Linked DNA regions of Homo sapiens: regions 2 and 3 are each linked to region 1. A link is a contact called in ENCODE Hi-C or POLR2A ChIA-PET data. All regions are on one chromosome and are shown on one strand. Each heading gives the region's core, a stretch centred on a gene start or an enhancer-like site at or near the end of the contact. The rest is flanking DNA. Distances are from core to core; before and after follow the strand shown. Region 1 holds the start of PELO-AS1 (PELO antisense RNA 1). Region 2 holds the start of ISL1 (ISL LIM homeobox 1). Region 3 holds the start of LINC02106 (long intergenic non-protein coding RNA 2106).

Evidence for each region. Hi-C counts contacts between places; a loop is a spot of excess contacts on that map. ChIA-PET counts read pairs that join two places held with the same protein, here RNA polymerase II (POLR2A). Pooled maps may share reads with other maps.
Region 2: a loop to region 1 is called in a map of MCF 10A, with 13 times the contacts of the local background. The contact joins the promoter of ISL1 here to the promoter of PELO-AS1 in region 1. A Hi-C loop is called at or near these places in 3 of 168 maps with a recorded cell type or tissue (MCF 10A, prostate gland and vagina) and 1 of 50 pooled maps. POLR2A ChIA-PET finds 5 or more read pairs at or near these places in 2 of 52 experiments (HEK293 and HEK293T).
Region 3: a loop to region 1 is called in a map of prostate gland, with 5 times the contacts of the local background. The contact joins the promoter of LINC02106 here to the promoter of PELO-AS1 in region 1. A Hi-C loop is called at or near these places in 1 of 168 maps with a recorded cell type or tissue (prostate gland), 1 of 37 single-sample maps with no recorded cell type and 12 of 50 pooled maps. POLR2A ChIA-PET finds 5 or more read pairs at or near these places in 2 of 52 experiments (WTC11 and activated CD8-positive, alpha-beta memory T cell).

What each region holds. Positions count from the first base shown.
Region 1 is chr5:52,799,036-52,803,669 of GRCh38, reverse strand. It overlaps PELO-AS1 (PELO antisense RNA 1), which reads left to right and starts at 2,857. Exons shown (of 5, transcript NR_186455.1): 1 at 2,857-2,978. The region is part of intron 1 of ITGA1 (integrin subunit alpha 1); the gene reads right to left. PELO (pelota mRNA surveillance and ribosome rescue factor) reads right to left here. Exons shown (of 3, transcript NM_015946.5): 2 at 2,550-3,785; 3 at 1-2,261. The coding sequence starts at 3,275. The coding sequence ends at 1,830. RefSeq lists enhancers at 2,347-3,046, 3,047-3,745.
Region 2 is chr5:51,381,554-51,386,084 of GRCh38, reverse strand. It overlaps ISL1 (ISL LIM homeobox 1), which reads right to left and starts at 2,637. Exons shown (of 6, transcript NM_002202.3): 1 at 2,386-2,637; 2 at 1,355-1,544. The coding sequence starts at 2,413. ISL1-DT (ISL1 divergent transcript) reads left to right here and starts at 2,753. Exons shown (of 2, transcript NR_046243.1): 1 at 2,753-3,111. RefSeq lists enhancers at 400-583, 400-928.
Region 3 is chr5:50,968,823-50,973,060 of GRCh38, reverse strand. It overlaps LINC02106 (long intergenic non-protein coding RNA 2106), which reads left to right and starts at 2,874. Exons shown (of 2, transcript NR_104653.1): 1 at 2,874-3,138; 2 at 3,484-3,844. RefSeq lists an enhancer at 2,873-3,394.

The DNA of each region.
Region 1 (4,634 bases), core at 1,608-4,107:
TATTGGAATCATCTGGGTAGCTTTAAAAAAAACATTTCTAGGGATAAAACGTTATTTAACTAGTCTGAGCTGCAACCTGGACACTGAGGGTTTTAAGAGCTCTCAAGTTGAGGTGAACAGGTAGCTAAATTTAAGAACCTATGGCCTAACATGTATTGGTTATATTTATTAGACCTCATTTCAGTACTGCATAGATTATGAGAGTAAAAATGTCCAAAAATCTCCAAATCCTTACTGAAAATATAATAACAATCAGGTTTCAACTTTAAGGATCTCAGTGGCTTCATTTCTATATTCTTATTAAATTATTTAGTAACATATTTGATAGTAATTTAAAGATACTCACGGAATTATAATGAAATGACAATCTCAATTACTTTTGAATTAGGAGATAGATGTACAAAAATATACATATGTGAGTTTTAAAGTATAGGGAAGTGTCAGTTCCCAATAAGAAATAAAAAGGTTCAGACTAGTTAGGAAGTTTACAAGAAATCCCCAAGTCTGTCACACCAGGAGGAAGGCCCACAGACACAGGAAAGACCGGCGAAAGTTTAGTTAGTATCACTACTTGAAATAGGCGTCGCTGATCCAGCAGTTAAAAACTGTATCATCACTATTAGATCGTTCCTAATTATTTTGCTAAATTGAGGTTTGCAAAAGGTCAAGAAGCAATTCCATTACTGAGGCTCCTTCCTTAACTTTTAGGAATGTGCACCAAAAATAATAAAAATAATATTTTAAACTCAGAGGTATTTGCACAATTCCATAATTATAGTAAAGAGTATCAGAGTTTAAGTCAATGATAGTAAAGAGTATTGGAGTTTAAGTCAACTGCCACATACTAGTCATGTGACTTAAACTTTAGAACAGGCTTCTTCACAACTAAAATAGTCCAATAAAAATGTGCAAACCCAAATTAATGCCACATACAAATATAAAACAGAATTAAGTATAACTTTGACAAGCAAAAAAATAAATAAATAATATAGCATGTTTTGGCGCAAAGAACTAAAGTCCAGACTGGGAATGACTTCCAGCTTTGCCACTAATTAGCCACATAACAAGCAAATCACATACTTTAATCTCATTTTAAAAATAAAGATGCCTCAAGGAGATTATTTTGACAATCCCTAGCAGATCAAAGTTCTAAAAAGCTAAAAATAACTGATTTAAGTTACCCTCTAAATCAAATATGACTAATGCTAACAACAACAAACCAAAACCAAGAATTTCCTTTTAACATGATTGGTTTAACAAGCCTTTGAAGAAAAATATTTAAAACTTGTCTTCAAGTCTACTAATTGTACGGCAATCATTTAAAATAGTAAAACTATTTAAATCTAAAAAAAATGTAGTGTGTGGAGGTGGGGAGAAAAGGGATCATTAAATGCAATGCAAGAACACCAAGCAGAATTAAAATAAAGAAATAATGTAAACAGGATAAGATAGCAAAAGCTTTTTCTAAGGAAAACTGTTTCAAAGCATGCAGTGTGAAATTTTGCAATCTATCCCAAACAATATACTGCATAGGCATCGTCTTTAAATACACACATTTTCTGTTTCCAAGTACTACAGATAACTCATAATTCCTATAAAAAATTACACAATTTAATCAAGATGGTAGTACGTGGAGATTATTTCCTTTTAGTTTATTGTTTAAATACATGTCTTGCCAATCACAAAATATCTAGTGTAGCCAAAGACATAAGAAATCCCTGTATGAATCAAAAAGTGCCATTCTTGCAGCTTTCTGTCACAAGGATGCTGAGAAATGTACTGTAACAGTTTAGGAAACACAAGATTGTCTCAATTTTAAGTTTCAATCATTAATCCTCTTCAGAACTGGAATCACCCTCTTGGTCAGAAAGTTCGGGAACAGGGAAGCGGAGAATGGCAGCTACCCCAGTCAACTGGCTGAGCTGTTCCCCAGAAACGTGAAGACTAGAGAATATCCTAACGGTGCCTGCATTCTCTTTCACACTGTCCACCAGCCTCACATACCGGCTCCGTGTGGCTACATCCTGATGCCTGAAGAGCTCATCGCTGATGAGCAATGTGTCAATTGCCATGGCTTCATTGGCCTTCTCCACCTGCTTGAGTCCATAGAAAGCTCGATCCGGTTCATGCTGTAACATTTTATAGAAGTCATCCAAGGCTTTGACTTCCCCAGCAGCTTTAGTGTCTGAAAGGCGGCTAGCCACAGTAGGGTCACAAAGGGCCTCTTTCAGGGAGTACTTGTGTCCGGAGGAGGCATGTACCTAGAATCACAATTACAAAAGTTAGGCAAAATAATCTCCTAGAACACCCATTAATCAGCTCACAAAGGCTTAAAGCCAAAAGCGCTAGTAAGGCTTCATATGTTTCAGCGAAGTTTACTCCATAAATTTGCTAGACATTTAACATTCTCTTTTTATTTCATTATCTCATGAAAATCCCAGCTAAGTAAAGACTTTCTCTTCTTATTTTTCCCAGTTCTAAAACTTTAGGAGTAGTTTATACCAATCCCTCTGCCCATTCTTAATTATCCCTGGGTAAGATTGTTTTACCTGAAGAAATTTGGACCGGTTTTCCAGGAGCAGTTTGTTGTCGGTCTTCACTGCTTGTTGAAACAGGTAGTCGCAGAACTGCTCCCTCACAAATCCTGGGCTGGCCACCAGGATGCACTTTACAACATCAAAGTGTATGTGGCGCTGGATAGCCTGGACCACCTGTTCATAGAACCGCTCCAAGGCCCGGTCATGCTGAGAGCAATTGCCTTTCCTTTTCCTAGGGATGTTCACCTCCACCTTGGCCCGAGTGAGGGTCATGCTGGGAGTGACTAAGCAGATATGGGCGAGGCCTTCCTGCATGACCACAGCCGCCACATCAGCGCTCCAGGCTGGGTCACAGGCCTGCTCGATGCGCTCCAGTACCACACTATCCCACTGCTTCTTGGCCAGGGTGAACTGGCGGTTGGGCTCCAGCTCGATGGTGTGGTAAGCCCCCATCTTGACATACTCATTCTCTTGGATGTTGGTCCCCTTAACCCGCAGCTGGCAGGCTTGAGAGTCGAAGTCGATGGCCTCCACGCAGAGAGTGAGGGTAGTGCGGACCCGGTTGCTGCCCACGCTGCCCGTGGAGGACTCTGTCTGTACCTTGCGGATGGTGGAGGCGCGCAGGCTGTCGCCCACCTGCACGAGGTTGTAAGTGTGCCACATGTCCTCAGGCTCCTCGGGGACCAGGGTCACCTGGCCCGCATTGTCCTTCTCGATGTTCTTCCTCACGAGCTTCATGGCCAAGGAAGGGGCTCACTGACAGAACCAAAGGAACCAAGGAGGTCCTCACCTCCGCCCCGGGAGAGGGGATGGGAATGCAGGCCAGGAAGGGGGCGGGGCCCGGTTTCTAAGGGCACTTGCCTGGCGGGAAGGAAACACGCTTGCTTCGACTCATGCAGCCTAGGGCAGCACTTCCTCTATCCTTTCCTCTCTCAGTCTCCCGGCGCGCTGCGTCTAACAGGCTCGGGGAACACTGCAGCGAAAATCTACCCCTACACAGTTCCCGCTGGCAGCACGCAACAGCGGGCTGACGAAATGAAGGCGCATGCGCAGCCCCCGTCCCGCGACCCGACGCACGTCTCCCGTCCCCAAAGGAGAGGCGGGGCCGCAGTTCGCGCGTGCGCAGGCGCACTAAGCTGTGAGGCGCTCCGGACGAATGAACTCCCTCAAGAAGGTGCACAGAGTGGTGGCGAGTCCTTTATTTTAATGCCAAACTTCAACTTCCTAAGTTTTCTCTTCCATCCCTGTCTGTGAAGAATCCGGGGAGTGTGTGAGTGCAAATACTAGTTTTACCTGCCTGCGGCTGCCACTGCAACGCTTCCCTCTGGGTAAATCCAATTTCAAAGCTTAGCAGTAAAAGTAGCTCTCAGAAGTGCAGATTTGGCCCCAACGGCCCAAACTATGCTCGTTTTTGCTCTTGCCTTATCCGCACTCGGACGCTACAAGCCTGTTGGAGCTGGTATTTAGAAGCGGTTTCTGAGAACTACTGGTCACGTTCTGTCTGGGCTCCCAGCAACGTGTCCAGCTGTTTTCTGCGCCTAGTTACCGTGTCTGCACGATCTGATTCACCCAGATGTTAAAGCGCTGGTCCCAAGAGAGAAGAAACTATGTGTGGAATTTACCCCTGGGTGGACCTCTCAGTTGCTTGACCTGATGTCCTGGGAATCCTAGGCTCCAAAGTTGGCAGCCTCAGCTTTCCGCAGCCCAGTAGCCTGTGAAATGTTTAGGTTGGGGGTTGGGTCGCAAGAGCTTAGGGCCAGATCTTCACTGCCAAAGCTAAGCTAAAAGCCGAGGCTATGGGAAGTGGGGAAAAACTATTAACTAGGACTGACCCTGATTGAATAGCTACATAATTTAAAGAAAATCCTTAAGTTACTTAGCATTCTTTATTAGGAAGTGGAAATGGAGAAGTGGGATTGCCTCTTTAAGAGACCGATGAATAGAAAAAACAAAAGAATCTAAAAGTTTCTTGAGAGCTTAGATGGAGTGGAGGGCAGAGAAGTCCTGCACACATAGCTTCTCACTGTCTTTTCTGTCTTTCTCTGTGTGGATTGGAAAGGGGAACTAACCAGCCTGAACAGATGAAACAGGGATGAA
Region 2 (4,531 bases), core at 1,388-3,887, 1.4 Mb after region 1:
TGGCGGTGACCAAACAATTTAGAAAATCCCTCCCCCTTCCTGTACCCCGACTTCCCTTACTTCCTTTCACTCCCTCTCCGAAGTATTAACCTCCCCCAACCAGGTTAATTTTATCTACCAAGATTATACTCTCTGTGTCATGATTTTTAAAAAAGAAGAAAAAAATGCTGGATACTAAGTGAGCAGGAGCAAACTGTGACTGTATATTAAATCTTAACTAAACTTTAATAAAAGTTCTCAAGCTCCAGAAACCATTTGCCTAACAAAAGCTAATTAATTACTTGTTAATAGCCACCGGACATTTAAAAAGTGATATTTTGCTATTATTTAACATAATAATGATGCTGATGTCTCTTCTGTTTGTTAATAAAATGAATACAATTTTCTTTAGAGACTACTGGCTTTCTAAGGCAGAAAACAAAGTTTCTGATACATACACACAAGTCAGAGGAAACTTGAGATTAGCAAAACGTGTTGCAGAATAAATTGGAGGAAAAAAAAAACAAAAACTCTCCAAAACAACAAAACCAAACTCAGAAAGTTCCTATGTTGTTTCAGTCTTGTCAATTTGGACAATTCGCTCATTTTATCAGTTACCAGATTTTAATGTGAGAAAGGAAGCTGTTCAATTATCTAAATATACCAATTGTTCGTAGACAGATGATGGGCAATTTGATCTGCTCTAATTCATCAGCTCAGATAAGATAAGAAAGAAGAGACAGTTAGATGTCACCAAAGGGTTAATATTTAAAAAGATTAAGTTTCCGGTGTTTTTTCCAAGGAATATTTAGGTTGGTTTTAAATTTTTCTCAGAAGGAGGTCTTACCCCAAAAATAAAAGGAGCAATACCTGTACTCGCTCTTTCAAAGTACATCTCTAAACATGCTTCGGTCAAACTTTTATTTCACCTATTGCATTGATGCCACCAAAGAATTTGTAAGCTACTAATTTTAAAAAGGACTAAAACAAACAGAACACTGCACTATACAACAAAAATCAACCCTATTTTAAAGCTAAAAATCCAAACTTCTCCATCTTTTTAAAATTTTGTTTTGTAAGGGGGAGGGTGAAAGAGGAAAATAATTTGTGCATCATAAACTCCAAGAGTAATTAAACAAGCCTCAATACCCCGGAATTATGAATACCACTGTTAAGGGTTTTTGTTTTTCTCAACTAAAGAATGAAATGAACAGCATAGCTTGATTTTTTTAACACATGTACAGGGTAACTTTGGCTTGTATGACTACACTGAGGCAAACTTCACAAAAAGACAAAGCCACACCAAATAATACATAAAGAGTGGGGAGATTCAGGGAAATCCCACAAAATTAAGAAAGAAGTGTAAATGCCATACCTGATATAATCTCTTTTACAGTAGGTTTTCCCATCCCTAACAAAGCATGTACAGCTCTCGTCCAAATACTGATTACACTCCGCACATTTCAAACATGCCGCATGCCATTCCAAATCCGGAGAAACCCTCAGAATATACTGATCGTGAATCTGATTGCCGCAACCAACACATAGGGAAATCAGACGTTTTTCTGAAATGAAAATAAATACATGATTGACTAACCGTTTACTTCCTACAGAGATAAACACACTTTTAGTGTCGTTCTCTTATAGGGCGTACTCTGGGAGGTTTTTTTCTTTCTTTCTTTCTTTCTTTTTTTTTTTTTTTAGAGCATTGCACTTTGGGATGGTAATTGAAATGTGCCATCAAAACCTTGACTCATTTTTAAAAGGAGGTGGAATATATGTAAAATGCAGATTGGAATAGTCTACATTTGTACGCCTAGCACGCAATCAAACCCGCTCATTTTGTATTTCTCCCCCCCCCCTTCCTCTTTGCTATAATCATTGGGAAAGATTATGGATAAGTCAAGTCAAAGAAAAGGTTTTGACTAGAAGCGTTAAGTGAACGCAGGGATGTCTATATTTTCCGTGAAGCGCGCTCTTAAATAGCACACAGGACTGGATATTGTTAGCAAGAGCAGGCATAAATACAGTTGTCACTCGTTCTCTTTTGCAAGTCTAATGCTAATTCACATCTCTGGGCATTGACTGTGCAGGCAGACCTTTGCAACATAATAACCTTCTCGGAGAGCTCAGGATTCCCCAGGAGGAAATCACCGCTTAGCACCAGAAAGCTAGAGCTTTGGAGGGCACACAGGCGAATTCACACACAAGGTACAATCAGTTTCCCGAAGATAAGAACCGACAGTAAGCATGCAGGCGTGGCGGCAACAAGAAAAAGCCACCTTTTCTCTTTCTCCAGGCAATGACTCCAACTCCAAAGAGCCCTTGGCACCTCAGCCTGTGCCTGAGAGAGAACCCCGCACAAGAACAGCACACCGAGCCCCACAAGGTAAAATAGCCTCTTACTTTTTGGTGGATCTCCCATGTCTCCCATATCTGTAAGAGGGAGTAATGTCCACAGTGAAATGGTGGTTGTACAGTTGGTGAACAGCCCACAGAGAGGATGCTGGAGCTGTGGCTAAGTGGGAAATATTGGCCCCTGGGGTTGCCAATGCTGAAAGAGCCGCTGCTCGGCTGCGCCGCGCCCTCGCGGATCTAGGAGTCCAATTTAAGCCGGCGGAGTTGGCGGAGCGGAGGCGCTGCGGCGGCGGCAGACTCGGCGCGGCTCGGGCACCTCTCTTCCTTATCTCTTACTCAAACTTCTCTGCTCCAACTCAGCTCCATCGCCATTGGTCTGACGCAGCGCGCGGGGACGTCAGGCGAGCGCCGCGCCCATTGGCTGCAGGGCGCGCGGCGCAGCTGTTCTGATTATCATATTTCAGCCTCGCCGCCGCTGAGCGCCACTGACCGCTCGGCGAGCCAGCGGGAGAGGATTAGGGCTCCCGAGGCAACTTGCTCGGGGCTCAGGCCGTTCTCCCCCGAAGCTCGGGCTGCCGGGCTGTTCTGGCTCTGGCCTCCCTCTCCTCCTCTTCCTCTTCCTTCTGTCCCCTCCCGCGTTCCTTCCCGGCCGCGCCGCCTGCGCCCTCGCCTCCTGTGGCGCTGCTCCTCCGCCCTGCGCTCCTGGGGTCCCCGCAGTCCGGCTGGCCGCGTTGCGCGCGGGGCTCACTTTCTGCCGCCGGTGGCGAGTGGCTGGTGGGTAGGTCTACCTGTTGACGAGGTCCCTCCCGGGCTCTAGGAAAAGGGGGGAACTTGGAGCAGGCCGTTCAGCTTGGTTTGGTCCCCACGCCGTGGTGCACATCCCCGGGGCCTGGCCTGCCTTGGCTGCTCCGGAGGGCTAGTTCCTCCAGAACTGGCTGCGCTCGGCGCGCTAGGGGAAGAAGAATCGGGAATGGGATGATTAAACCCAGAGGAACTGTTTCCTGACTGCTACACCATTACTCCGTCTCCCCCAACCTCAGATATCTAAAAACGTTGGGTGGGAGGAAAGGGGCGCTTCTTGCTGTTGGGACAATCAGGTTGGAACGCACCGGTAAACCGAAGTTGACTCCGCGGACTGACTTTTTGTCTTTCAGACCCGCGAGGTCTGCTTCTCAGTTTAACTCTAGAATTGAAGCTCACTAACCCGAAGCCAAAGAGCGAAATGATCTTTCAGTAGTCTAAAGTTTGTAAGATTTTTATATACTGTTCAATTCTTCTCACTGCTGGTCTCCTGCCCTTTGTTTTTAAGCAAACTTGTGCAACTAGCTGTGGTATTTTGGTAATTATAAGGACAAGTCTCCATGACTTTGTGGAGATTTTTTAAAAATGCATTAGTCTAAGGGCGCGAGTAGGGAGGGATTTATTACAGAACAGTGAAAGACCTATTTCACGTCCCCAGGCGTTAATATATAATTTTCTCTCGAGAAACTACTTGGAGAGAGAAGACTGTTAGGTGCAACTCGCCGGTAACCTTCTTCAATCATTCTTACATGTTCCCATCATCTGTTACGGTCTCCCAAAGACAGTCACAGGAAGGCCACGAAGAACCCCCGCGCTTCCCCCAAAGCTTCTAAAAAGCCATTTCTTATCTAATGGGGCTGCCAGTTTTATCTAAAAAGTCCTACAGACACAAACCATAGAAGGCTTAATTTCGGTGTCTTGTTGCTGTGAGAAGACCCGGTGTGTTAGGAAACTCCTTTCTTTATATCTTTCGCAAAATCTAACCCTTGATAAGAGCTGTAAATCCTGGCCGGCCGCATTGGCTGGGCTTGAACGGGTAATGCCTCTCCAAAGCGGAAAGGGAATCAAAGATGCGTAAGTTTCCTCCTGACCTAGCTGAGGCTTTCTTCCCCAGGAACTAGTTTTGATTTGTTTTTTCTCAAGGAGGATTTCAAATTGGATCTGTCTTCCCTTCCATTTTTATTATAAGTTGTTTTAGAGCGCGTGTATGAAAGCGAAAGTTGGATAGACCTAGGTTGATAAGTTTACCAGTTGTGTGGTGTGTGTTTTTTTTTTTTTTTTTTTTTGGTCTGTTTCTAGTCTCTGGTATTAGATGTATGGAGCCTTTTGTCAGGCTGCTTTTGCAAAGCTGATGCTGTTAATCTCAATACGAAGCAAATCTTCCTAGTATTTG
Region 3 (4,238 bases), core at 1,625-4,124, 1.8 Mb after region 1:
GATAAAAGCTGGGGACGTTTGTGAGGTTTTGATTTGTTCGTTTAGAGAACAGCAGGGCACGATGGCTGACTCCTGTAATCCCAGCACTTTGGGAGGCCGAAGTGGGCGGATTGCCTGAGCTCAGAAATTCAAGAACAGCCTGGTCAACAAGGTGAAACCCTGTCACTAAATCAAACTAAACTAAACTAAACTAAAAATACAAAAATTAGCTGGGTGCGGTGGCGGGCGCCTGTAATCCCAGCTACTCAGGAGGGTGAGGCAGGAGAATCACTTGAAACCGGAAGGTGGAGTTTGCAGTGAGCCGAGATCCCACCACTGTGCTCCAGCCTGGGCAAAAGAGCTGAACTCTGTCTAAAAAATAATAATAATTCTCAAACACTTCTAAGTTTAAGGACTGAAAATACAGTGGCAAAGTTGCTGTCTGTTGAAGTATGGGCAGATGGCCAATAAGGTGGTATTTCTACTAGGAAGATGTAATTGGCCATTCCTGAAACGTTGGTTGGGTATCTTTCTGGGAAAGCTCCTCATAGTCTGCCATGCCTAATTCTAGATCTCACAGGCTTGGAAACCTGACTTTTATTTTATTTATTTATTTATTTATTTATTTATTTATTTATTTATTTATTTATTTTGAGATGGAGTTTCGCTCTTGTCACCCAGGCTGGAGTGCAATGGTGGGATCTCGGCTCAATGCAACCTCCGCCTCGCGGGTTCAAACGATTCTCCTGCCTCAGTCTCCCAAGTAGCTGGGATTACAGGCGCCTGCCACCACGCCTGGCTAACTTTTTGTATTTTTAGTAGAGATGGGGTTTCACCATGTTGGGCAGGCTGGTCTTGAACTCCTGACCTCAGGTGATCCACCAGCCTCAGTCTCCCAAAGTGTTGGGATTACAGGTGTGAGCCACCACACCTAGCCGGAAACCTGACTTCTTAGCAAACTGTCTCTCAGAGCAAAATCACTTTAACCACAGTGATTAAGACCAGAATCCATTGATTAAAACGTTTTGTGTGTTTACATGTATGTATATATGTGTGTGTGTGTGTGTGTGTATATATATATATATATATATATATATATATATATATACACAAAAAAGATCTCAGAGACCTAAATACATTCCCATTACTTAGCAGATATAAACAGCAATTTCAATTATAATCAGAAAGTTTCTTGGTGAACATGGAATCAGAATAAAGAAAGTTGAGGTGGAATTTCCTTGGTCCACATCTCTTCTGCCTAGCTGGTGGTTGAATGAAAATACACCATCAATTGTGTCTATTACTCTTTTTGCCAGTCCTTCAATCAGGTTATAATCTAACCCTCTATCAGCTCAGAAGACCAGGTACCTCTTTTTTCTTTCCTCAAATCCATTAGATATTGAATTATAGCTTAAGATTTGGAGGGCAAATATGTGTTGCTTATTTCAAATTCTATTTATTGACTCACTCTGCCCACATCCTAACAAAGACGATATAGAAGACCAACAGAGTTTCCTATTAATTGTCCTTTCATTCACAAGAAAGAGACATTGCTCTGACCAGCATGCTCTGACTGTCAGGGAACTTATTATCATCTTAAATAAGATCAAATTATGTTCAATAATGAAGACAAGAGTAGGAAGAAGCCACCTTGAATCCAGTGGAACTGCTGTGCTCTGAAGTAATGGTAAGGGCACAGGACTTGTCTGTTGTTTACCCATGAATGCTGTCCTTAGAATCTTAGACAGCAGCACCACCTCACCTTAATGTGTCCTTAGAGACAGCTGAAAGCTTGGTGTAACGACATACATCTAAGGATACCTTTATAAATGATAAGGCAAATTGGTCCAAACAAAAATTAAGCCTGACCTCAAAATATATCTTTTAACTAGTTATTTTTATAAAATTCAAATGCCATAGAATGTGCTGTCTGCTTACATAGACAAAGCTCTTGATGCATTTTGAGATGCCAGTTGTTTGATGGGTGAATTGTAATGAAGCTTCCTTTAAGATTATCTGCAGAAGCAGACAAGTGATCATTGAATTTAGTTTGCCATCCTATGGCCTAGGCTCCTGTTGTCATGAAAACCTGAAATTGATTGCCAAACACTTGCACAGTAATTTTGAGATTCTTATAATTTAAAGCTCAATCATTTCTTGACTGAAGGATACTTATTGAGGAAGCTTCCATCATCAACCTCCGTTTAAAAAATTTCTTACTGTGTGGATTTTAATCAGGGCAATAAAAGGATCATCCACAAGCTCCACATCACTCAGCCATATTAAATTATGATGTAATCTAGTAAAAAAATCAATAAGTGAGACCCAGTAAGGAACCTGAGACTGTTCAAGACTAGAATGCAGGTAGGCACCATATGGCCAGAAATGAAGTGACTACGTATTATCTTCAACCAGGGACATTGGATTTACTCAGTTTCTTTGGGCTGGGCAAAAATGACCTTGTAATGCATTGAGTTATAGGCTAGCAGACATTAGGCACCACACTATCCCTTCAAGGTACGGTCTTTTTAACAAGTCCTAGGAAGGGCTGTTTGAGTTAATTCAGAGCCCGCAGAAGGGCTCACAACAACCTCCTTGTTTTGTCCTAACGTGAGCTGATCCTTCTTGCATCAGGTGGCTCCTCTGACTGTCCTGCCCTTTGGGTACTGGGCAATTAATCCACAAACGCAAAATCCTGAACCCTGGGCTAAGAAAATACGAACTGATTTGGTAAACAAATGATATGTAAAATCTATACGCACAGAGTGGCAAGTGACAAAGGAAATTGCAAATGCCCCTAAATGCTCTTTCCCATCGATTGGCAGAGAGAATCTAACACATACACAGAGGAGATGGAGCATAAAATTGGGCGGACTGACTCAGAGGTTTGTTTTGATTTTTAAATCATTTGTTAAAACTAAAAATGAGTGTGCGTACGCGTGGAGAGGGGGAACAAGGCTTCTCTAATCAGCAAAGGGGCTGTCGGCAGGCGATGTACAAATGAAAGCGCGCTTTCTAAATTTCCAAAGCACTAAAGGGAGAGAAATGCGCAATTACTGTGGGATTCGCCCAGAGGAGCAGCCTCAGGAGTTGAAGGGGATCCTGTCCCTCCCAGAGGAAAGCTCACGATTGGATTGGAACTTCTAGCGACTGCCTGAGGTGAGCTTCAGGTGGGGACCGGCCCCGCCAAGTCCGAGGCAGTTATCCACAAGAAAACACGCGCGTGCCCCCGCTGCTCCTGCGTGGTGGTCGTCCGGAGACAGGCGCCCTGCAGGGCATCTAGAGGGCCCCAAATGGCTCAGCCGGGCCCGCGGCGCAACAGGCTGCACAATAAATTAAAACAATAGTGAGAATAAGCAAATGGTCTGGAGGGCGGGCGGAACCGAAGCTCGCTCTTCGGAGCTGGAGTGCCGCGGGGAGGGGGGTGTCAGCGTCCCAGGGATGAGACCTTCCCCTCCCCCTTCCGCTCCCCGGCACCCCCTCGACCAGACGTCTCTTCCGTAGGCGCGTCCTCCGGGTCATGGGGAAACAGAGGCAGAGACTTGGGAAGGAGAAATGGAGAAACCAGGGCAACGTGGTCAGTGCTGCAGCGCCATCCCTTTTTCACTAAGACCACCCTGGGCCCCTGGGCGGGAAGCCCTTCGCACACTCCAGCCGGGGAGAGTCCGGGCTGGGTTCCGCAGCGCCTGTGGCTGTGTGGCCGGGAGGCTCCTTGCTCTCGCCCGCGTGGTCCTGAGATCGGTCGCTCGTTCCCACAGGCCCCGGGATTGGCTGCACCACGCAGCTGTTGTCCAGTTCCGGAGCTGCCGCGTTCAATCCGAGTCCCTCCGATGCTTTCACTGATATTAAAATTTCACTTTTCGAACTGGCCTTTTATTTATTTTTTTTTACGCAGTCGTTTTTGGGAGGCAACAACTCGGACATCCTGTATCCGTAATCAGATAATCTCACTCCTGCTTTTGTATTCCTGCAGCTTTAAACTCTGCAAATATTTGTGTCCTTCACAAAAAAAGGCGTTCCTCAGTCTACCTCCAACCTCGCCGGGCAACTTATCTTTCCCAAGTTCACAGCCTGACTCCGGATCTCTTGGTCTCTTGTGATCTTGCAGCAATTCAGCAGAAAAGACTCGGTTTGGGTTTTGGTTTGTGATGGCTAATAATGGGGGTTTTACCCCCCTGATGTTTGGGGGATTTGTGCTTGTTTTATGATTACTATTTTTCTTGTTTCCTGCAGTCAAGGAAAACTGTCTGTGTTACAAG